Regions from separate parts of the Homo sapiens genome. Here all the other regions are linked to region 1. A link is an interaction called in ENCODE POLR2A ChIA-PET data of the cell type or tissue named here. Cell type or tissue: PC-9. All regions are shown on one strand. Region 1 has its middle 17 kb from the start of BICD1. Region 2 holds the start of LINC02387 (long intergenic non-protein coding RNA 2387). Region 3 overlaps BICD1 (BICD cargo adaptor 1).

Region 1 (8,000 bases):
ACCCAGCTAATTTTTGTATTTTTAGTAGAGACAGGGCTTCACTACGTTGGCCAGGCTGGTCTCGAACTCCTGACCTCAGGTGATCTGCATGCCTCGGCCTCCCAAAGTGCTGGGATTACAGGCATGAGCCACCGTGCCCGGTCAGGTTATTTTTTTGATCGATAACGCATATTGCCTTTAGTTAGAAGTGGGTCACAGTTAGCTACTCCCCACCCCTGAGTACCCGGTTATAATGAAAGCAAGGTTTCGACAAAATTAGGCCACCCATATATATTTGTATAGAGCATGCGCTTATCAGCAAGCAAGCACACAACCGTTCGTACAACCTGCTCATTTTTTTTTTTTTTTTTGAGATGGAGTCTTTCTCTGTCACCCAAGCTGTAGTACAGTGGTGCGATCTTGGCTCACTGCAACCTCTGCCTCCTGGGTTCAGGTGATTCTCCTGCCTCAGCATCCTGTGTAGCTGGGATTAAAGGCGTCTGCCACCATGCCCAGCTAATTTTTGTATTTTTAGTAGAGACGAGGTTTCACCACGTTGGTCAGGCTGATCTCGAAATCTCGACCTCAGGTGATCCACCCTCCTCAGCCTCCTGAGTGCTGGGATTACAGGCGTGAGCCATCGCGCCCAGCCTTTTTTTTTTTTTTTGAGATGAAGTTTCGCTCTGTTGCCAGGCTGGAGTGCAGTGGAGCAATCTCAGCTCACTGTAACCTCTGGCTCCCGTGTTCAAGCAATTTTCCTGCCTCAGCCTCCCAAGTAGCTGGGACTACAGGCGCCTACCACCATGCTCGGCTAATTTTTGTATTTTTAGTAGAGATGGGATTTCACCATATTGGCCAGGCTGGTCTTGAACTCCTGACCTTGTGATCTGCCTGACTTGGCCTCCCAAAGTGCTGTGATTACAGGTGTGAGCCACCACGTCTGGCCTACCACTACCAATTTTAACACTGGAAACTCATTTCTAACATAATGATGCTAACTTTATTTTATTTTATTTTATTGAGACAGGGCCTTTCTCTGTCGCCCCGGCTGGAGTGCAGTGGCATGATCACAGCTCATGCAGCCTCAACGCTCTAGGCTTAAGCAATCTTCCCATCTCAGCTTCCTGAGTAGCTGGGACTACAGGCATGCACCACCATTTCTGGCTAATTTTTTAATTTTTTGTAGAGACAGGGTCTCCCTGTGTTGCCCAGGCTAGTCATGAACACCTGGGCTCAGTGATCCCTCTTCTCAGCCTCCAAAAGTGCTGGGATTACAGGTGTGAGCCACTGCTGCGGGCCCATGCTAACTTTAAAAGTCTCAGGTGCTCATTAAAGAGAAAGCACTTGTAGCAGCTGCCCCAAGACTGGGCTTTCTGATTAGCATGCTGGGTGGCTTCCTGACGGTAGAGGGGAATCCCTAAGAAGGACATTTGACCCACCCACACCCGCATATTGCAAAACACACAGCTTCTGAAATGGTAAATGGCTGGCTCAATATCTTTGCAGTCCCAGTTATAAAGGCTCATCACCTTTTCCATGCCAGTATATAGAGGAGAAACACAATAACAAGTTTCTTATTTCCGTACGTATTTGAACTCCAATGTGAAGAAGGTGTAACATTTATAAAACAACTACATATTTTCTATTCATGATTTGATCATCTATTTTGTTACTCTTTTTGCCTTCCCTTTCAATGTTTGAACATATTCCTTATTATAAGTTCAGTTGAATGATTCGGGATTGACCTATTTCCCCTCTCCTGCTCCCATCTTTTGTAATTTTTCCTAAGGCCAACTGGTGGCCATAGTTCAATTTCCCACTGTAGGCTAGGTTGACTCTTATCATTACTATAAGATGATCCACCTTATTACTATAAGGTGATCTGCCTGCTTTGGCCTCCCAAAGTGTTGGGATTATAGGCGTGAGCCACTGAGCCCAGTCAGGTTATTTTTTTGATCGATAATGCATATTGCCTTTAGTTAGAAGTAGGTCACAGTTGGCTACAGTTAGTTACTATAACTGTCATTCCACAGGATCCTCCTAACTCAACTTATTCTGTGTCCTGTTTTTTCAAAAAAATCACAGAATTTTGCACAGGCTTTGAACATGTTAACCCATGTCTTCAAAAATGAATGAATCTACAAGAACCCAAGCCATGCACTGGCGAGCTCAATGAAGACATACGAAAATCATTCCCTTTGGTCTCAAACATGTTCCATTAGAGATTGTTTGCACCTGGCCGGGCGCTGTGGCTCACACCTGTAATCCCAGCACTTTGGGAGGCCAAGGTGGGCGGATCATCTGAGGTCAGGAGTTCGAGATCAGCCTGACGAACATGGTGAAACCCCATCTCTACTAAAGATACAAAATTAGCCAGGTGTGGTGGTGCATACCTGTAATCCCAGCTACTTGGGAAGCTGAGGAAGGAGAAATGCTTGAATCCAGGAGGTGGAGGTTGTAGTGCGCCGAGACCATGCCATTGCACTCCAGCCTGGGCAAGAAGAGTGAGACTCCCCCTAAAAAAAAAAAAAGAGAGAGAGAGAGATTGTTTGCACCTACAATGTTCATTTTCAGCCTCCATCCAGAAGAGCCAAGTATGGTTTGGACCTAATATTATGAAGTAAATAGCTTTAAACATGGTTTGGTGGATTAATAATGGAGCCATCACTCGGCATCCATTGTCCTAGGCTGTATATATATTTGGAAAGGTTGCTAAGAGAGCATTCTCTTTAGGGCAAAAGGTCAAAGTAAGTGTAGCTTGACACCGACACCTTCCTGGTGACCCGAGTTTCTTCTGCCCACCTCCCTTGTTTTCTGTGAGGAGTCCTTCTGAGCTCATACGCCTGGTCTTATGGAAGGAAGTGGCTTTGAGTGCACCTCTACCTGTCTATACTCAGCCAGAGCTGAAGGGTGGAACAGGTATATCACGGAGAATATTTTCCACGTAACAAGATGGGTAATAAATGCATCAGTCTTGCCTTAGCCACATGCGAGATGGAGCCAGCCTCACTCACTTATCTCATCAGAATTTGGCCCATCACATTCATGTAAACAATTAAGAGGGGCCAGGATTTCTTCAGTTTTGTCTTGGGGGTGAGTAATAGAATCTCTGGTCCTGAGGTGAAAAAGTGATTTTTAAAAATTAGTTGGTTATGTTGTGATATGAGTTATCCCCCAGCCCACCCTGTCCACATTGCTCAACCAGATTTCTTCCCTTGGGGCCCTGCATGTTCAGCTTCACGATATCCTCCCATAGTCTGGAAAGCCCGTCCCTCATGCCCTTGGTATTTCATGTTTTGTGTAGCAATTGCTTCAGTTGTCCATTCCAATTTTTCAGTTGTACTAAATGCTTCAGGAGTGATGTTTAGAAACATGAAAAAAAATCACCAACTCTGTTTTTTTTTTCACGTGGCTCATTTGCATCGCGTATGCCTTAAAATGCATTCATTAGCTTGTTGCTTTATAAGTTGGAGGTCCATTTTGGAGGCAATCCAGGGTTTCTAGTCTTTTTATGCTTTTGTGCTCTTGATGTGACTGAGGGCAGACAAGGCTTAAACCAGAATCATTGTCAAAACCAATTAAGAAAAGCCTCCAAAGTCTCCCAATGCAATGGAAAAAGCCAGATGGAACTGACATGCCAGTTATGCCCCAGGCTATACCCTCACAGGATGTGGCCACTGACCAAAGGGAATTGTTCCTGTTGTGTCTTAATTGAGCTCACAGTGCATGGCTTGGCTCCTGCAGATCTGCTCATTCTGAGGACCTGGGCTGCCACCTTCAAAGTCTGCACAGTTTATTGTTCCAGCCACCAGCACTCTCTCTTTGGGCTGTGACTGGTCGACAGCGACGTGACCAAACCATTCTTGAATCATGCTAGCAGGCCTTTATGTGAGCAGTGTGAGCAGGGCCTACCTGAAAGAGCTGATAGAGCTGTTGATGGCACTAAATGAGACAATGTGTATATAGTTCTTAGCACAGAGCCTGGAACACCAGAGTTGTTCAGTAAGTGATCTGTGATTATCTCAGAACACACATCCCCACTTCACAACTTGGTTCCAATATCACCTGTTCTGTGAAACCTCACTGACAACACTCACTAGCAGAGGTAATGAAAAATCATAGGAGTTGCTTCAACTTTTCACCTTACAAAGATCTTTCACCTCCGTCATCTCACTTGATTTCTGTGACTGCCCTGTGAAGTTAGTATTATTATTATTCTCATGTGACAGATGGTGAAACCGAAGCCCAGTGGGGTTAAGTGACTTTACCATGGCCACATGGGACATGAATCTAAGTCTTGTGACTACTAGTCCACTGTTTTATCCATTATAGCATTTTGGTAGAGAACGTGACTTATAATTTGTAGACACTCAGTGAGGATAGGAGGAAGTAGTAGAAAGTGGAGTGAGAGAGGAATACCTGGCCTAGGAAAGACAGTTCAGAGTTGACAAACATCGTTTATCAGCTGTAAGGCCTCACGTAAGGTGTATAACTTCTCTGTGCCTTCATTTCCTCACCATAAAATGGGAATAATAATAATAATATTTTATTATTACCCTTAGTATCCTGGGGCCTGGGGTGTTGTAAGGGGTAAGTTTATCTATCTATCTATCTATCTATCTATCTATCTATCTATCTATCCAAATCATGTTTGTGTGTGTGTGTGTGTTTTTTTTTGAGACAGGGTCTTGCTCTGTCATCCAGGCTGGAGTGCAGTCACACAATCTCAGCTCACTGCAGTCTCAACCTCCTGGGCTCAAATGATTCTCCCACCTCAGCCTCCCAAATAGCTGGGATTACAGGTGCGTGCCACCATGTCTGGGTAATTTTTAAATTTTTCTACAAATGGAGTTTCTGCTATGTTGCTCAGGCTGGTCTTGAACTTCTGGGCTCAAATGATCCTCCTGCCTCAGCCTCCCAAAGTGCTGAGATTACAGGTGTTAGCCACCATGCCCTGCTGTTATTTTTTTTTTAAGTTAGAGAAAAGCACAATGGAATCAACCTTCAAGTTTGTTTACCAAATTAAAACCAAGAGTTTGTAACTGTGTTCTCCTCAGTCACCCAGAAACTCTAGTAGCACATTAAAGAAGTTGTATATAAGGCTTGTGTCGCTCTGTCCAGCATGTGATCATGGGCTGCCCACAGTATATTTTGGTACTCAGTATCCTCATGAAAATAGGCTGAGATACCCAGGGTCCTTATTAGGAGAAATCAGAATACTATTATGGCATGTGCTTTGTACTTATTAAATTTTTTTTAAAAAGAACAGGCTGGGTGCAGTGGCTCAAGCCTGTAACCCTAGCACTTTGGGAGGCCAAGGCAGGAAGATTGCTTGATCCCAGGAGTTTGAGACCAGCCTGGGCAATATAGTGAGACCTCGTCACTACAAAAAATAAAAAATTAGCTGGGCATGGTGGCTCACACCTGTAGCCCCAGCTACTTGGGAGGCTGAGGTGGGAAAATTGCTTGAGCCTGGGAAGTTGAGGCTGCAATGTGTTGTAATCGCACCACTGCACTCCAGCCTGGGTGACAGAGCAAGACTCTGACTCAAAAACAAACAAATAAATAAAATAAAATAAAATATAAATAAAAAGAACAGAAAAAGCAAAAATGTCAAAAAAGAGAACTAAGAAGTTGAGCTGGGTGTGCAAAACAGTGCCAAACCATCTAACTTCCCTCCACCAGCAATGAGAGAAAGCGTTTTAAACTGAAATGATTTAGTAGCTATACTGATTGGTTTGACTTGGTTTGATAAAAATGATCTGTGCAAGCTGGTTCCATGCCCATAGCATCAGCTGGGGTTCCATGGCAACAAAAATAATTACTCATCTGCAAACAGTCTTTGTAACAGCTAAGGGTTTGATTAGCATCTTAAAATTACTTTGTGATTCAAGGAATTTTATTTCCCACTTAAAGAACAAAACAATGATGATTTTTTTCTGGAATTGGTCATGTTTTAAAAGAACAAGAGGAGACAGATTATGGGTATGTTCTTCTATAAACTGTGTTTAGATTTTAGAACTGTGCATCCATTCTCAGCTAATCAGATGACAGCTCACTCTGCAGGACTCACATGCTGGTCTGATCGTTTACGTGTTCTTGGTCACCCTTTTTCTGTTTCTGCCTGTGAATCTTACCTCTTTCAAGCCCCTGTACTCCGACTCCCTCTCAGCAGATGACTGGAGACAGAAAATAAGAGTCCATCATCTTATTTAAATAGATTAAAGGAAACACAAAGACCGCAATGGAAAAATTGCAAAAGATGGAAAGAAAGAGAAGAAATAGAAATAATAAATAAATAAATGTAGTGGTTTGAGTCAGAAGGTTCGATCTCATTAGTTACCAATAAAATGTACATTGGAAGGACAATAAGATGATACTCCTTTTTTACCTGTCAAATTGGCAAAGAGTCTTTTTTTTTTTCTCCATCTGTCGCCCAGGCTGGAGTGCAGTGGCGCGATCTCGGCTCACTGCAAGCTCCGCCTCCTGGGTTGACGCCATTCTCCCGCCTCAGCCTCCCGAGTAGCTGGGACTACGGGCGCCCGCCACCTCGGCTGGCTAATTTTTTTGTATTTTTAGTAGAGACGGGGTTTCACCGTGTTAGCCAGGATGGTCTCGATCTCCTGACCTCGTGATCTGCCCGCGTCGGCCTTCCAAAATGCTGTTACTACAGACGTGAGCCACCGCACCCGGCCCAAATTGGCAAAGAGTTTTAAAAGTAATAGCATTCAGCATTGATAAAGGCATGGGAAAGCTGGAGCTCTTTTCCACTCCAACTGATACATAAACTAGTTCACAGCCTTCAAAACATTCACACTCTTGGACCTAGTACTAACTCTACTTGGAGTGAGTTAGTTATACAAGGTTAAACTCCAATAATAGGAGAATGATTACAACGACTTCTTTGTAATTATTTTAAAATTTCTTTTAAGCGCTTAACCACAAGCTAGCCACACATCTGAGGTCCTTACATGTATTTTGTCATTTAATCCTCATCAGAACTCTGTGAAGCAAATACTGTATTTCCTTTTTATGGAGGAGGAAACTGAGGTACAGAAAAAATGGAGGGACAGTGGCTCTAATGCCAGAGGCAGGCTCTGAACCAGTATGCTTAACTGCCTAGTTTCAGAAGAGGCTTAAGGCAGCAGGCGGAGCTGTATAAAATACAAGATAATCTCAAGTATTCTGTAGGAGAGAGAAAAACAATGGCAAAGACAGACATAAAACAGAGCCAGGAATGAGGCCAAAAATATATATCATTTGACCTATACACTTGCTAAGAGGACCACAAATTTGGCTAGAAGCTTTCTAGCAGCCTGTGGATAAAAGGAAATCTGATCAGTCATACAATTTACAGTATCCATAAGATAAAAGCAGGCCAATTACTCAGAAGAAGCCAACGATTCTAGGTAGTAAGACCAGACATAGATTTATTCTGCAGAACACAAAATGTTCTTGTAAAAAGAGACACTGTGTGAGCTAATGGATAATGAGCTCAACAGCATCCTTGTTTAGACAAGATGACCACTGATATGGTTTGGCTGTGTCCCCACCCAAATCTCATATTGAATTGTAGTTTCCATAATCCCCACGTGTCATGGGAGGGACCCGGTGGGAGGTAACTGAATCAAGGGGGCAGTTACCTCCATGCTGTTCTCGCGATAGTGAGTTCTCATGAGATTTGATAGTTTTATAAGAGGCTTTCGGCTTTCTCCCTTTTGCTCTGCACTTATCCTTGCTGCCACCATGTGAAGAAGGACATATATTGTAAGTTTCCTGAGGCCTCCCCAGCCATGCTGAACTGTGAGTCAGTTAAACCCCTTTCCTTGATAAATTACCCAATCTCAGGTATGTCTTTATTAGCAGTGTGAGCACAGACGAATACAATCACTTCCACTGGGTTGAGTCTTCTAGCTTTTCTCTTAGGGCTTATGGCCCAACATCAAAACATGGTAACAAGCAACAAGGATGTGGCTCAGGCACCCAGGTCCCTACTGCTTGGGGGATCGTAGGGTACCTGA
Region 2 (8,000 bases), 720 kb before region 1:
AGTGTTTCACTCCTATCACCAAGGCTGGACTACAGTGGCGTGATCTCAGCTCACTGCAACCTCCACCTCCCGGGCTCAATGGATTCTTCTGCCTCAGCCTCTGGAGTAGCTGGGACTATAGGCATGCACCACTGTGCCCGGCTAATTTTTGTATTTTTGGTAGAGACGGGGTTTCACTATGTTACCCAGGCTGGTTTCAAACTACTGAGCTCAAGCGATCCACCCGCCTCAGTCTCCTAAAGTGCTGGGATTACAGGCGCGAGCCACTGTGCCCAGCCTCATACTTTTTATATTCATTTTGAAAAAAACCAAACATACAAAATATAGATAAGCATTTAGATCACAAGTTCCCCAAACTGGTCTTTGTAGCAGCAATTTAGGAATCACCTGGGTGGTTTTTAAAAATACATATTCTGCCGGGCACGGTGGCTCACTTTGGGAGGCCGAGGCGGGCGGATCATGAGGTCAGGAGATCGAGACCATCCTGGCCAACACGGTGAAACCCCATCTCTACTAAAAATACAAAAAAATTAGCCGGGCATGGTGGCGGGCGCCTGTAATCCCAGCTACTCGGGAGACTGAGGCAGGAGAATGTCATGAATCCAGGAGGCAGAGCTTGCAGTGAGCGGAGATCGAGCCACTGCACTCCAGCCTGGGCGACAAGTGAGACTCTGTCTCAAAAAAACAAAACAAAACAAAAAAAAACCAGATTCTGGGTTTGCCCCAATTCCATAAAATTAACCTCTCAAGGGTGAAGCAGGAGAAACTATTTTTTAATGTGCCAAGTGACTTTGAAGTGTGACAAGCTTTTTAAACATTTTATTTGGAGTTTTCTGCTTTTATTATTTTTAATTGACACATAATAATTGTATATATTTATGCGGTACCATGTGAGATTTTGATATAGGCATACAATGTGTAATGATCTAATCAGGGTAATTAACATATCCATCACCTCAAAGAGTTTTGACATCACTCATTTAAACCTCTAAGAAATACTTTTCAGCTGGGCGCAGTAGCTCACGCCTGTAACCCCAGCACTTTGGGAGGCCGAGGCGGGTGGATCACCTGAGGTCAGGAGTTCGAAACCAGCCTGACCAACATGGAGAAACCCCATCTCTACTAAAAATACAAAATTAGCCAGGCATGGTGGCACATGCCTGTAAGCCCAGCTACTCGAAAGGCTGAGGCAGGAGAATCACTTGAACCCGGGAGGCAGAGGTTGCGGTGAGCCGAGATTGCGCCATTGCACTCCAGCCTGGGCAACAAGAGCAAAACTCCTTGGCCGGGTGCGGTGGCTCACGCCTGTAATCCCAGCACTTTGGGAGACCGAGGCGGGCGGATCACCTGAGGTCAGGAGTTCGAGACCAGCCTGACCAACACGGTGAAACCCCATCTCTACTAAAAATACAAAATTAGCCGGTCATGGTGGCACATGCCTGTAATCCCAGCTACTTGGGAGGCTGAGGCAGGAAAATTGCTTGAACCCGGGAGGCGGAGGTTGCAGTGAGCTGAGATCGCACCACTGCACTCTAGCCTGGGTGACAGAGCGAGACTCCATCTCAAAAACAAAACAAAACAGAAAACAAGAGCAAAACTCCGTCTCAAAAAAAAAAAAAGAAATACTCATTTTTCTTTGACTTTAAGCCCTTTTAGAATAAATAAAGCGGTACAAAATATTCATAGATTACTAAACTGTTAGAAGCCAATTGTTAAATTTAAGACTTTAATAGGGAACTTAAAGCAATCAAGAAAATAAACTCTCCACAAAGTTTTAAAAAACAACTATAAAATACATCCTGTAGGCCGGGTACAGTGGCTCAATCCCAGCACTTTGGGAGACCGAGGCAGGCGGATCACCTGAGGTCAGGAGTTCGAGACCAGCTTGACCAATATGGAGAAATCCCTTCTCTACTAAAAATACAAAATTAGCCAGGTGTGGTGGCGCATGCCTGTAATCCCAGCTACTCGGGAAGCTGAGGCAGGAGAATCACTTGAACCCAGGAGATGGAGGTTGCGGTGAGCTGAGATTGTACCACTGCATTCCAGCCTGGGCAACAAGAGCGAAATTCTGTCTCAAAAAAAAAAAAAAAAAATCCTGTAGGTTTGTTATCAAGAAAATGCTGATGACTATAATTAGGATTATAAATTTAGTTGAGAGTGAGAGCTAGATTAGTAAATAAAATTGTCTATAAACATTTGTAAATCAGTCATCCTCCTGGGTACGGTTTGTAAAAGAACCCAGTGCTTAAGTGAAGAGCAGGGACAGCTCCTGGCTCTGGATGGGGGAGAAGTCTTCCTTGTTTCATAGTCAAGGAAAGCTCCCAGCTGACCATCACCCTCTTCTCTTGGAAAACGCCACACCTACCTTCTTGCCATTCCTAGAGCGATTTTCCAGCCTGAGTGGTATGACTGCTTCCATTTCCTCGCCACTCTTGTTTGTCCCTGGCAGTTCACTTTGATTCTCAAAAGTCCATTAAAACCCCTTCCAGGTCCTCCGGGATCCCTGGCCATGTAAGCTCTGCCACCAACAGCAGCCTTTCTAGTACAAAGTCTCTAGAGCTTTCCACAGCCTCTGGCTTGGTCTCTCCCTCTCCAGGCTGGCCACAGGCCCCCAGGGACCTATCTGCCATCTCTTGGAAATATCTTTCTAAATTCCCCACTCCCCCTCCTGCCTTTCCACGACTTTGAGTTGCAATAGTTTGCCCAGTTCCCCTTTTCCTTGTAGTCTTTAAAGATAAGTCCACAGGTTTTTCATTTGTTTATAAGATTTACTCTCCATCAGGAAATGAAAATAAACATAGGGAAGCTGATAAGTCACAGCTCCCCACCCCCAGCCGTTGTTCCGGGGAAGCCTCTCTAGCAAGGCTCAGATGTTTCCATCTTAAGGTTAAATCACACCAAACAATAGAAGCCCTTTGGTTTCACCTCAGTGGGCGGGATGTGCCTCCTTTCATGGATCTCCTGCCCCACACAGGATTTCTCTGGACTCCTTAGAGTGTTTCTTCAAAACTAGTTCAATCTCGATCTAATTAGTCCCCAAAGAGATGCAAACCAAACGAGATGCGATTTTTGTTCTATTAGGAGGGCACAAAAATAAAAAATAAAAATTAAGCCTGATAATAGCCTGTTTGGGCCAGCTTGCTGGGAAGCGGACTCATTTTTATACTGCTGGAGGGGTTCGGAATCAAGAATCTTAAATATGTGCATCCCCTTCAATCCAGTAATCCCACTTCTAGGAAAATATCCTGAGGAGATAATCAAGATGTGCAGTCAAGAATTTATGAACAAAAGATACTCACTGCAGAGCCATAATTGAGAAGAACTGGAAAGGACTTAACATGCCTCCCAGGTGGGGCTTGGCTCTGCAAATCCTCATCTGACTCTATGATGGAATGGGATGCATCCGGTCATGCAGTCATCCGTGCGACAAATAGTTCTTCAGTACCTACTCTGCGTTAGGTAAACAATGCAGAGTATTGTTAACTTGGCTGGGTAAACAGGTAAGTTCTCAGCCCCCCTGGAAAATCCATGATCTCCTAAAGTAAAGCAATTTAAAATTGTTCACATTATTTGTGTGTGAGTGTGAGGGGGCGCTTTATCACCCTCCACCTCTCATCCCCCCACCACAAGCAGTTGCCAAATTCAAATAATTTTTCCTTCAATGCCTCTCCCGTGTGACCGCTCCTTTTCTTTCAAAAGTAAATCCTATGTCTGGGAGGTAACCCGATCACCGCGGAAAGAACGCCGACATGGAAATCTTAGGATTGGTTTCTCGTTCCAGGAAGTTGCGCTACTTTGGGCAAATCACGTCACCTCTGGGACTGTTTCTAATCAGAATAAAGAAAGGGCTGGACCAATCTTTCAGATCCTTTGAATCCAATCATTTTTGGCCTTATGACGGAACCGTCTGTAGATGAGGGCATCTGAATCCTAGTTAAAGGGAAGGGACGGTGAAGCCCTTGAAGATCTGGGGCATATTTCCTGAACACCAAAACGGGAAAGGGCTGTCTAGAGTGAAAGTATAAGACAGACAGGCCCTGTTCCAGGAAGCTCCCTGCACTCTGCTCTTCTCCTCAAGCCGACCCCAAACTCACAGCCAGCTTTAGCAAGCAGGCCCGTCATCCTTCCAGGTGCTATGTAATATTAAGAAGCAGCAGCTAACAATTATTAGTGCTACTAGGGGCAGGAGATTTGCAGTTCCCTCGCTTTCACACAAAAGTATGAGGTCTGTTTTATTATTCCCACTCTAAAGGCAAAATGGAAGCTCACGGAGATTACAGAACTTATGGGAAGTGACAGGGCTATTTGCCACGTTTATACTGGCCAGTCTTCCTCTTTTTCTCAAAGGGTGGGGTGGGAGAGCAGCCTCCCGTGTTATCACCCTCTCCTGCGGCAGAAGACAGAAGCATAGGTCATTTTGGTAGTACGGGTTTGTTGATTACCAACTGGGAGACAGAGGTGAGGTAAATCACAAGCATGGATGTTAGCAGGGCTGCAGAAGTTTATAAATAAATGATCTTAGAATCTCCAGCAGCCCCATTCTTTCATTTGGTAACCGGCCTCCTCCCTGCCCTCATCCCTGTAGCGCCCTTCCCCCATGAGGGTGAAGGGTCAGCTCTAAAAATGCAGTCAGGAAGGAACAATGAGAGTCCTCTCCCCGCCTGGGAGAAATGCAATTTGCATCTCAGATGAGCTCAGATTGGTGAAGCCTCGTTTGGACTCTGATCCTTGCAGTAAGGATCTGCTCTGGGAATCTCCTGTGACCTGTTGAGGTTTGCTGCTCCAAAGGAATAAGGAGTCTTTGACATTAATGTCCATTTAACTCAGGGATCTAAAAAGGCAGGTTAGTGTTAGAGTTCTATAGGCACCCCAGAATTGTACCTAAGAGTGTGTGTGTGCGTGCATATGTGTGTTTTCCTGGGGATGGTGTAGCTTTCCTTAGATTGTCAAAGGAATTTATAGCTGCCCAAAGGTTAAAAACTTGTGTGACAAGTGAGTGTGATAAAGGAGGAACAGTGGTGCAGATCCTGTGGGAGGGGAGAATGACTTAACAAACCCAGAGGTGGGGGTGGGAGGGAAAGAATTCAGGTGAGACTGCACTCAGAGGTAGGATTCCTTTTTCTTTTTTGTAGGTAACATTTTTTGTTTTCTTACTGTGTGCCAGGCATTGTTCTAAACTAAATATACAAGGCCAGGCGCAGTGGCTCACTCCTGTAATCCCAGCACTTTGGGAAGCCGAGGTGGGTGGGTCACTTGAGGTCAGGAGTTCGAGACCAGTCTGGTCAACATAGTGAAACCCCGGCTCTACTAAAAATAGAAAAATTAACCAGGTGGCTCGTGCCTGTAGTCCCAGCTGCTCGGGAGGCTGAGAGAGGAGAATCTCTTGAACCCCGGAGGAGGATGTTGCAGTGAGCTGAGATTGCACCACTGCACTCCAGCCTAGGCAACTGAGAAGACTCTGTCTCAAAAAAAAAAAAAAAAAAAAAAAAAAGACAAATACGTAAACTAAAATCTATGAGAATTAGGTAATTCTCTCTCTTTTTTTTTTTTTTGCCAGAGTTTTGCTCTTGTCGCCCAGGCTGGAGTGCAGTGGTGTGATCTTGGCTTACCGCAACCTCCGCCTCCCGGGTTCAAGTGATTCTCCTGCCTCAGCCTCCCAAGTAGCTGGAATTACAGGTGCGCACCACTAGGCCCGGCTGATTTTTGTATTTTTTTAGTAGAGACGGGGTTACACCATGTTGGCCAGGCTGGTCTTGAACTCCTGAACTCAGGTGATCCACCTGCCTTGGCCTCCCAAATTTCTGGGATGACAGAAGTGAGCCACCGCGCCCGGCCTAATTTTTTTTTTTTTTTTTTTAAGAGACGGAGACTTGCTCTGTTGCCAGGCTGGAGTGCAGTGGCGCCATCTTGGCTTACTGCAAGCTCCACCTCCCAGGTTCAAGTGATTCTCCTGCCTCAGCCTCCCAAGTAGCTGGAATTACAGGTGCGCACCACTAGGTCTGGCTGATTTTTGTATTTTTTTAGTAGAGACGGGGTTACACCATGTTGGCCAGACTGGTCTTGAACTCCTGACCTCAGGTGATCCACCTGCCTTGGCCTCCCAAATTTCTGGGATGACAGGAGTGAGCCACCGTGCCCAGCCTAATTTTTTTTTTTTTAGAGATGGAGTCTCACTCTGTTGCCAGGCTGGAGTGCAGTGGCGCGATCTCGGCTCACTGCAAGCTCCACCTCCTGGGTTTAAGTGATTCTCCTGCCTCAGCCTCCCAAGTAGCTGGGACTACTGGCTGGCGCCACCACGCCCAGCTAATTTGTATTTTTAGTAAAGATGGGGTTTCACCATGTTGGCCAGGATGGTCTCCATCTCTTGACGTCGTGATCTGCCCGCCTCGGCCTCCCAAAGTGCTTGGATTACAGGTGTGAGCCACTGAGCCTGGCCTAAATTTTAAACTATTTGTAGAGACAGGGTCTCGCTATGTTGCTCAGAATGTTCTCAAACTCCTGAGCTCAAGCAATCCTCCTGCCTTGGCCTCCTGAAGTGCTGGGATTAAAGGCATGACCCACTGTGTCCAGCCTTTTGTGGGCTTTTTGACATCCTTTTATGTTTTTCTTTGGTGAAGTGCCTATTCAAATCATTTGCACGCTTTTTTTTTTTTTTGAGATGGAGTCTTGCTCTGTCCCCCAGGCTGGAGTGCAGTGATGCGATCTCGGCTCACTGCAAGCTCCGCCTCCTGGGTTCACGCCATTCTCCTGCCTCAGCCTCCCGAGTAGCTGGGACTACAGGCGCCGGTCACCACGCCCGGCTAATTTTTTTTTTTGTATTTTTAGTAGAGACAGGGTTTCACCGTGTTAGCCAGGATGGTCTTGATCTGCTGACCTCGTGATCTGCCCATCTCGGCCTCCCAAAGTGCTGGGATTACAGGCATGAGTGAGCCACTGCGCCCGGCCATTTGCCCTTTTTTTGTTGTTGGGCTGTTTATCTTATTATTGCATTTTGAGGGTTCATTATATACTCTGGATACAAGCCCTTTGCCAGATATGTGTGTTGCTAATATTCTCTACCAGTCTGTGGCTTATCTTTGCATTCTCCTAAATTTCTTTCAGAGAGCATACATTCTGGTAGAAGAGTACTTAGTCCTGGGCCTGGCAGATTTATTTCTTTCAGGACCCAAGGCCTCTGCTGCAAACATGTTCCACCAGATCTTTGGTCAGAATAAGAAGCATATGAGCTTGATCATTGTTATGGTCACAACTTTTGTATCCCCTCAAAATTCGTACATTGAAACCTAATCTCCAATGTGATAGTATTAAGAGTTGGGGTCATTTGAGAGGTGATGAATGGGCTTCACGCCCTTATAAGAGGGCCAAAGGAGATTGTTTACCCCTTCCACCATGTGAGTGCACAGCTGTAAGGCACCGTCTGTGAGGAATAGGCTCTCACCAGATACTAGCACCTTGGCTCTTGGACTTCCCAGCCTCCACAATTATGTCTGTTTTTTGTTTTGTTTTGTTTTGTTTTTGAGACAGAGTTTGCTCTTGTTGCCCAGGCTAGAGTGCAGTGGCACAATCTCAGCTCACAGCAACCTCTTCCTCCCAGGTTCAAGCAATTCTCCAGTCTCAGCCTCCCGAGTAGCTGGGATTACAGCCACCCGTCACCAAGCCCAACTAATTTTTGTATTTTTAGTAGAGATGGGGTTTCATCATATTGGTCAGGCTGGTCTCAAACTCCTGACTTCATGTGATCCGCCCACCTCAGCCTCCCAAAGTGCTGGGATTACAGGCATGAGCCACCACACCCGACCTGTTGTTTATTCTTTATAAGTCATCCCGCATATGGTATTTTTTTCTTTTCTTTTTTTGAGACAGGGTCTTGCTCTGTTACCCAGGCTGGAGTACAGTGGCATGATCATGGCTCATTGCAGCTTCAACCTCCTGAGTTCAAACAATGCTCCCACCTCAGCTTTCCAAGTATCTGGGACAACAGGTGCATGACACCATGC
Region 3 (8,000 bases), 120 kb after region 1:
AAGGAGGGTTGCCAGGTGAAGGTTGCAGGAGGGGAGCTAAGTAAAAATGCTATATAAACTGCATACTTTTTAGAAACGGTAGTGGTTCGTCCATCCAGCCTGCTACCACTGGACCGCTGCATATGTAAGTCCCCTCGAGAAGCCCTATATCTCATTTGCCAGCTCTCGGTCTCTTCTTTGGCCTCTCTTCTTTGGCCTCTCGAACCTGTGCTATCCCTATCCAACTCAATAGGGGTCTGGCACAATAACATGTAACTAACAATTAGGAAACAGAAACCTGTCTTTTAGAATGTGGGACTTCTCTTCATCAAAAGCACTGTAAAATGAGTTAAGAAACAACCCATAAATACTTGAGGAAGATACTTGCCATACATGTAACTGACAAATTAATAAAGGAAAAAGGTACTCTGGAGAAAAATGAACAAAAGCCTTGAATAGAAACTACACAGAAGTGGAAATGTGAGGTTGGGCGTGGTGGCTCACACCTGTAATCCCAACATTTTGGGAGGCCTAGACAGGTGGATTGCTTGAGCCCAGGAGTTTGAGGCCAGCCTGGGCAACATGGTGAAACCCCATCTCTACAAAAAAATGCATAAATTAACTGGGTGTGGTGGCAGACATCTGTGGTCCCAGCTACTTGGGAGGCTGAGGTGGGAAGATTGCCTGAGCCTGGGAGGTGGAGGTTGCAATGAGCTGTGATCATGCCATTGCACTCTAACCTGGGCAACAGAGGAGACCCTGTCAAAAAAAAAAAAAAATGAAAATGTGAATGGTCAATAAAAATGTGAAACTACTTAACTTCATTAGTAATCAGGGAAATGCAAATGAGAAGCACCAGGTGATACTGTTTCACACTCTCCGGGGCGGCCAAAATTTTTAAGTCTTAACAAACAACCCTAACAATGTAGAGTCACAAACAGGAATCCTTAGACACTGCTGGTGGCAGTTGAATTAGTACAGCCACTTTGGAGAACTCTGCAGCCTTGTCAGGAAGAGTTGAAGCTGTGTGTAATCCACAACACTGCCCACACTCCACAGCAATGCTTCTCAAGCCTGGCATAATATATTAGCATCCCAAAATGAGCATGTTGGAAATACTTACACCTGGCCCTTACCCCAGACCTGTGATTCTCAAATGGTATGCCAAGATGCCCTGGGGAACCACAGCAAACTCACAGAAGACGATGGGATATCTTAAATGTTCAAGGGGAATGCAGTGATACTTGGCATCTGTTGAACGCAGTGTGAATTACTAGCTCAAGACACTTCAGTTCAGTCTCAATGTTACCCCACGCATCATCCCTTTCTATTATGCGAAGCTGGATTTTCAGTGGTTGCTGTAACAAAAAGCAGATATCATGAAAATCAGTATGGAAGAGGAAATAAGGGTGATAGAGTCCAATATGATTCCAAAGTTTAAGAAGTTGTATAGTGCCCAACGAGTGCACACATTCCATTAATAAGTAATTGAGGTTATTTAAGAATGAAATAAAACTTTTTTCTTTGGTATTTTCATACAGATTTTTCAAACAGCTACTGCATTGTTAGGACAAAAAAGACTTGTTAACTTTTTTGGACCTAACTACTTAAATGGAATTGTTAGGAATTTGTTCTAGGGGTGCCTAGAACCCTGAAAAAATTGAGCCACTTAGTAGTGTCCCTTCAACTGAGAATATTTGGGAATCTCTTTCCCAAATTAGTTAACTCAGAATGGAGATGGAATCTCTATGTCTTTGTTTTTAAAAAGCTCCCCAAGTGATTCTAATGGGTTCGTAAGGTTGAGAACCACTGCTTGAGAGACTCTTGCACATGTGACTTAGGATAATGCTACTCAAATTGTACCTGGGGGCCAGCGCTGGTTTGCAAATTATTTCCTACAGATCTGCAGCAAGTTTATATGAATCATACTTTCAGTGAATAATGGTACAGTTTTTGTAATCTTTTGTCTTCTGATTAAATTTACTGAAATATAATTTTATGTCAAATTTTATAATGGAAAAATTGAGGCTTGTACTTTGTGCTTTTTTCTCATATTTTTCTAATATTTATGATTTTACAGCTTTGTTGATGTATAAGTGATCAATTTGCACTCTTTAAATATGTGCAATATATTATATGTCAATTTTGACATATGTATATACTTGCGAAATCATCAACACAACCAAGATAATGAACATATCCATGACTCTCTAAAGTATTTTCTCATCCCTGTGTAATCTCTCCCATTTGGCCCTCCACATCCCTTCATAATCCTCCACTCCTGTCCCCGCCCCAGTGCAACCACTCATCTGCCTGTTGTCACTATAGATTAGTTTGCATTCTCTAGCATTTCATGTAAATGGAATGTTACTGAATGTACTCTTGCTTTTGTCTGGCTTCTTTTACTTAGCATAATGTTTTGCAATTCAGCCATGTTGTTGGATATGTCAGTAGTTTACTCCTTTTTATTGCCGATTAGTATTCCATTGTATGGATATGCCACAACTTGGTTTTTTATTCACCAATTGATGGATATTTGAAATGTTTGCATTTTGGCTGCTATGAACATTTGTGTGTAAATCTTTATGTGATCACGTGCTTTCATTTGTCTTGGATAAATAAATACCTAGGAGTGGAATGGTTGGATTGCATGGTAGGAATATGCATATAGTAATTTATTTTTATTGCATTTCACAAATAAAAAGCATTAGCCCACAAGGATTAGAAATAAAACTCTCCCAGGCCGGGAGCAGGGGCTCATGCCTGTAATCCCAGCACTTTGGGAGGCTAAGGTGGGCTGATCACCTGATGTCAGGAGTTCAAGGCCAGCCTGGCCAACAAGGTGAAACCTCATATCCACTAAAAATACAAAAATTAGCTGGGTGTGGTGGTGCATGCCTGTAATCCCAGCTACTCAGGAGGCTGAGGTAGGAGAATCACTTGAACCTGGGAGATGGAGGTTGCAGTGAGCCGAGATCACGCCACTGCACTCCAGCCTGGGAGACAGAGCAAGACTCCTTCTCAAAAAAAAGAAAGAAGGAAAGAAAACTCTTCCTTCAGCAAATGTATTTTGAAAAGTACTAGCCTAAGTTAAATGCCCAACAGTGTTCACAGCTACATTGTTTATAATAGCAAAAGACTGGAAACAATCCAATCATCCATTGTCAAGAGAATGGATTATTAATATGAAGTATATATCCAGTAGACTACTTTATAACAATGAAAACTACATTGATGTAGCTGCAGTTTATCTACTACATTAATGTAGCTGCAGCTACATTAATCAGAATGAATAAACGGAATTTAAAGTTGAGTTCCAAAAGCAAATTGCAAAAGAGTGCATATGGAAGGATTTCATCATATGAATTTTACAAACAGTATTTTACTACAATATTAAATAGCATTTTATTTACAGAAACATACATATATGGTAAACTATAAAGAAAATGGTGATACAAAATGCAGGATAGTGTTTACTTGGGGAGTGGCCGAAGGTACAATGAGAGAGATAGGACCAAGGAGGACAGACAGAGGCCTTTGAGGCTAGTGGGTCTTGGTCCCGTTCTTAAACTATAGGAATTCATTTTAATGTTACATTTTGTGTTTATATTTTGTCATAAATTTTTTGTGCATATTCAATATGTAACCACAAAATACAAAAAAACTCTCAACAGTTGACAAGGGAGTTTATTAAGCAAATAGAGGTACCAATTACAAACCATCAGGGTTAGAAAAAAAATCCAGGCTTTAAGTAAATATAAATCTAAGTAATAGGCTATTGACTATTATCTTAGAAAAACTTGGGGTATTACACCAGGTTATCACAGAATATTTAGTTGAGAAGTATGGAAAATATGATATGCTATTTATTTGAATGATACTCGGTAGGCATGTAATGTGATGATTAAATCAGTTAAGAATATGTGATAGATTTTTTTTAAAAAAACATCTCATTTAAAATGCATGTCTTTTGTTTTTATGATTATTGAAAAATGGTTTTCAGAATACAAAATGAGAATCAAAAATTGGTAATTAGATATTCTGTGTTTCTCAAATGGACGGACTTTATAATTGGGTGGAGTTATGTTAAAAGCTAGAAAAACTGAAGAAGTTAAGAAAGAATTGAAAATTCCCATTAAGAGAAAAAAGAAAAAGCTGCAACCTTTGCTAATATAAACCGTAAGAGCCTATGCCTCTTGAAATTTCTCTGTGTTTGTCTTTGTACATTTTTAATGACTTAATGAGAAAAAAGATTCATCAGGACTCCTTTCCTAGCAGGAGGTTTAGTGTTTCACAAATGAGTAGGGAGCTGCTCTCATAATGAGGTAAACGGCCACCTGATTCTTGGATAAGTCCAAGGAAAACCTTTACACCAGAGGAAGCAACAGCTTGCCAGTGTTCAATCTGAGACTTTCCAAGGTCAGAAGAGAGGAGGATTGGTATTGATATTTAATAAGCATTTACTGTGTCCAAGGCATTTTGGTACGAATTTTATATCTCTTATCTGATATCCTTGCCTTTTAGGACTAGGCTGTTTTTACCTTTAAGGTAGATGTTATTATTCTCATTTTACACATGAGGTAACTGAAACATAGAACTTAAAAACCTTGCCAAACATTTCAGAGGAGGCAGATTTAAACCCAGATGCATTTGCATTAAACCCCAATGGATTTGATTCCAAAGCACGTCGTCTTTCTGCTAATAATAGCCAACAGTCATTGAGTACTTACTATATTTATACCAAGGTCTGTTCCAAGTGATACATAGATTTTCTCTTTTAAGCCTCGTGGCAGTATGAGAAAGAAGCTATTATTATCCCCATTTTACAGATGAAAAAATGGAGTCACAGAATGTTATGTAATTTGCCCAATGTCACACAGTAAGTGGCAGAGTTGGTCCACCTCAGGAGCCCACACTCTTAACCTCTTTTGGCCTTTTATGAGTACATCTGCCCTTTCAAGGATCAGGCTTGAGTCTGTCAGGGAGGCCTCATGTCTCCTATTAACTTTTGAGCCATACGCATCATGGAAACTGGTTTCTCCTGGCTGGGTACTTCTGAGTTGCCTGGCCTCCTGTGAGCTCTTCTTTTCTAATTGAATCTACTCTCTAAGACTCTTTGCTGCTGGAATATGCAGCAGTAGTTTGAGAGACACTTCTCAGTCAGTTCTAACATGTTTAGCTAGGTTCTTCCTATTTTTTGTGCTTCATCAGATCATTTGGGCTCAGTGTTTTCTTTCTTTTTATTTTTTTCTTTTTTTTTGAGACAGTATCTCACGTTGTTGCCCAGGCTGCAGTGCAGTGGTGCAATCTCAGCTCACTGCAACCCTGCCTCCTGGGTTCAAGCGATTCTCCTGCGATTCTCCTGCCTCAGCCTTCAGAGTAGCTGGGATTACAAGCACCTGCCATCACAGCCGGCTAATTTTTGTATTTTTAATAGAGATGGGGTTTCACTATGTTGGTCAGGTGGACCTTAGGTGATCCACCTGCCTCAGCCTCCCAAACTGCTGGGATTACAGACGTGAGCCACCGCGCCCAGTCTGGGCTCAGTGTTTTTCAGTGGAATAAGGATGAATCATTAGAAGAGCTTTCATACCTCTTAAACTCTCAAATTCCATGCCTTAATAAGGATTTTTATTAATACTTCATTTAAAACAAACAGTAATTAAGCATCATTTTAACCATTTGATGTGATTATAACTCATATGCTTTCTACTCCAAAAATATTTGAAGTAGAAGAAACCAATACAATGGGATAAACACAAAAAAATGCAGAACAATGTAGAGAAAACAGAGATAATTATACAAAACCTTAAGGTATTTTCGTTATTGCTGTTGAGCATTTAATGCTGAATTTCCTGGCAGCTGAGGCAACAGAAAGGTAATTGGTCAGATAATTTTTGTTATATGTTCAAATAAAGTAAACTAGTTCATTGGGGAGGATAGGGTACCATGTCAGGCCACTAGCCAACCCTTTTCTTCCTACAAGTTAAATTATATCTGAATATCCTCTGGAGCACTCAGATCTTAAAATACTTTAGAAGAGACTGTAAAGAACTGCCAGTGATTGTCTTTAAAGAGGCGTCATGGCAGTGCTGTAATTCTTGCTTAGCAACACTTATATCTAAGCTTTCTTCTCTGAGGGAAAGGCCAGGTTCTAGGTCACTCCCTCACTTTGTTCCAGTCTCTGCCCAAAGGTCACCTCTTCCCTGACTGCCCTTTCTATATGAGGTTCCCACCGAACGCATCTGGGTTGCCCTCTATCCCTGTCCAACATAGTAGTCACTAGCCATATATGACAATTAAAATTAATTAAATGACAAAATAAAAAATTCAGTACTTTGGTCATACCAGCCACATTTCAAAAGCTCAGTAGCCATGTGTGGCAACTGGGCATATTGGCAACACAGATACGTCATCGCAGAAAGTTCCACTGGGCACTGCTAGCCTATGCTCTTGCCTTAACTTTTTCAACACTATGCCATGCCATGCACCTATTGATTTGTTTATGTTCCACTAGAATACATGCTCTGGATCACAGAGTTTTTTTTTTTTGTTTTCCCAGAACATAGCTGAATCCTCAGTGCCTAAAGCAGTGCCTGACATAGTACAGTGCTTTGTAAATACTTGCCGAGTGAATGAACAACAAATGAATGAATGAATTTTAGTATTATTTTGCAGTTTCAAATCAAAAGTATTTTGTCTAATGTCCCTGGGTGACCTAGTACACGTTCTGCCACAGTTTTTGAGATGAAAGAACGAAAATTCTGTGATCAAAGAGAACATTTTAAAGATAAAATGATATTAAATATACTAGTCAAAATTTTATTTCTTTTATCTTTTATATTATGAAGAATAATGGGTACGAAATTTCTGTTTATCAATTAACGTATCATCCTGAATATGAACACAGAAAATATCAATTTTCTTTGCATTAAGAAGTCATGTAAGTAGAAGGAGAAAACAAAGTACTTATTACATAGCTAACTGGACTTACAGTCACATCTAATTTAAAGCAAATTTGCTCCATGCAATGGAATATACTAAAAGTAATATTGTGCAATTATAGCTACAGACATGATAGGAAATCATAATACATTCTAAAAGTATATAGAAAAATGTCAGTTTACTTCAACTTATTTTAAACAAAAATTACCCATGAAATGATTGCAGTACCTAAAAAGAATTTGCAATCTGAACAAAATATAACTAGAAGCACGACTACCCTATATCTCCTATAAATACAGATTGAAGCTAGTTTTGTGATTTCAGCCAAAGATGCAGCTTCAGTAACCTTGAAAAACATTGTTTCCTTTCTATTGGGCCTGGCTTTGTCAGGAGATACTCAGGAGGTGATGGTGAAAGGAGGTACCTGGTGGAGCCAGACGAGTCGGGTAAATCAGCTTTAACAAGCAGCCAGATGATAGATGTCAGTTGGGTGTCATGCCCAATTCTAGTTGCTGACAATTAGGAATTAGATTAAAATAGGAGTGTTTTCTCCTTCACCCTCCCTTTCTTAAAAGCAGCCATTTTCTGAGTAGTGTTAGTTCTTAGTTCTCAGTGGATTTGCAAATGCAGATCATGAGGCACCTCTAGCTTGGGCAGGATTGGTGTTATTTTGCTATTTCAAGTAAAAAACATGATGGTTAGTGTCCTTGGATAACCTCATATACTTTCATTGTTTTTCAAATCAGGTCCAGTGAAGGGCCAAGTTCTTCATAAATATCATGGCTAATTTTGGAAACCCATATGTTCAGTTAAGGTTTCTGAAACTGGAATAAATATGAATGGAGGATTTATCAACATTTGGATATTTGCAATTTCAATTCTTGATTCTTTTTTGAAAATCTATTCTGGGTCTACATCTGAAATGTTTATCTCCTTTGGTGCTAGATCCAGAGTACAATTTTTGAAAACTTTAAATCAAGGGTGGAACAATAAATTCACTTGCTCTTAAGACTTTAGGGGTTGTTTTAGCTGCCAAGAGAGCATTGCCTGTGTGCTGCGAAAAATACGAGAGCCAC

Evidence for each region. Peaks named below come from ENCODE experiments on the same cell type or tissue, not always from the same donor. Only the 100,000 strongest peaks of a DNase experiment are listed, where the experiment ranks them.
Region 2: POLR2A ChIA-PET joins it to region 1 with 11 read pairs; 2 of 35 experiments call an interaction of 5 or more read pairs at or near these places.
Region 3: POLR2A ChIA-PET joins it to region 1 with 14 read pairs; 3 of 35 experiments call an interaction of 5 or more read pairs at or near these places.

Annotation. Positions count from the first base shown.
Region 1 is chr12:32,086,110-32,094,109 of GRCh38, forward strand. No RefSeq gene overlaps it. Among named protein-coding and RNA genes, the nearest start is that of BICD1, 17 kb to the right of the region's middle. RefSeq lists a silencer at 1,280-1,399 and an enhancer at 3,323-3,823. In PC-9, no CTCF peak of the experiment used is centred here; a DNase peak (open chromatin) is centred at 3,638.
Region 2 is chr12:31,366,381-31,374,380 of GRCh38, forward strand. LINC02387 (long intergenic non-protein coding RNA 2387) reads right to left here and starts at 2,921. Exons shown (of 2, transcript NR_146469.1): 1 at 2,369-2,921. RefSeq lists enhancers at 3,962-4,569, 4,570-5,178. In PC-9, no CTCF peak of the experiment used is centred here; DNase peaks (open chromatin) are centred at 3,431, 3,811, 4,651 and 5,061; H3K4me3 peaks cover 1,747 bases; H3K27ac peaks cover 3,439 bases.
Region 3 is chr12:32,203,604-32,211,603 of GRCh38, forward strand. The region is part of intron 1 of BICD1 (BICD cargo adaptor 1); the gene reads left to right. Among named protein-coding and RNA genes, the nearest start is that of BICD1-AS1, 100 kb to the left of the region's middle. In PC-9, no CTCF peak of the experiment used is centred here; no DNase peak of the experiment used is centred here.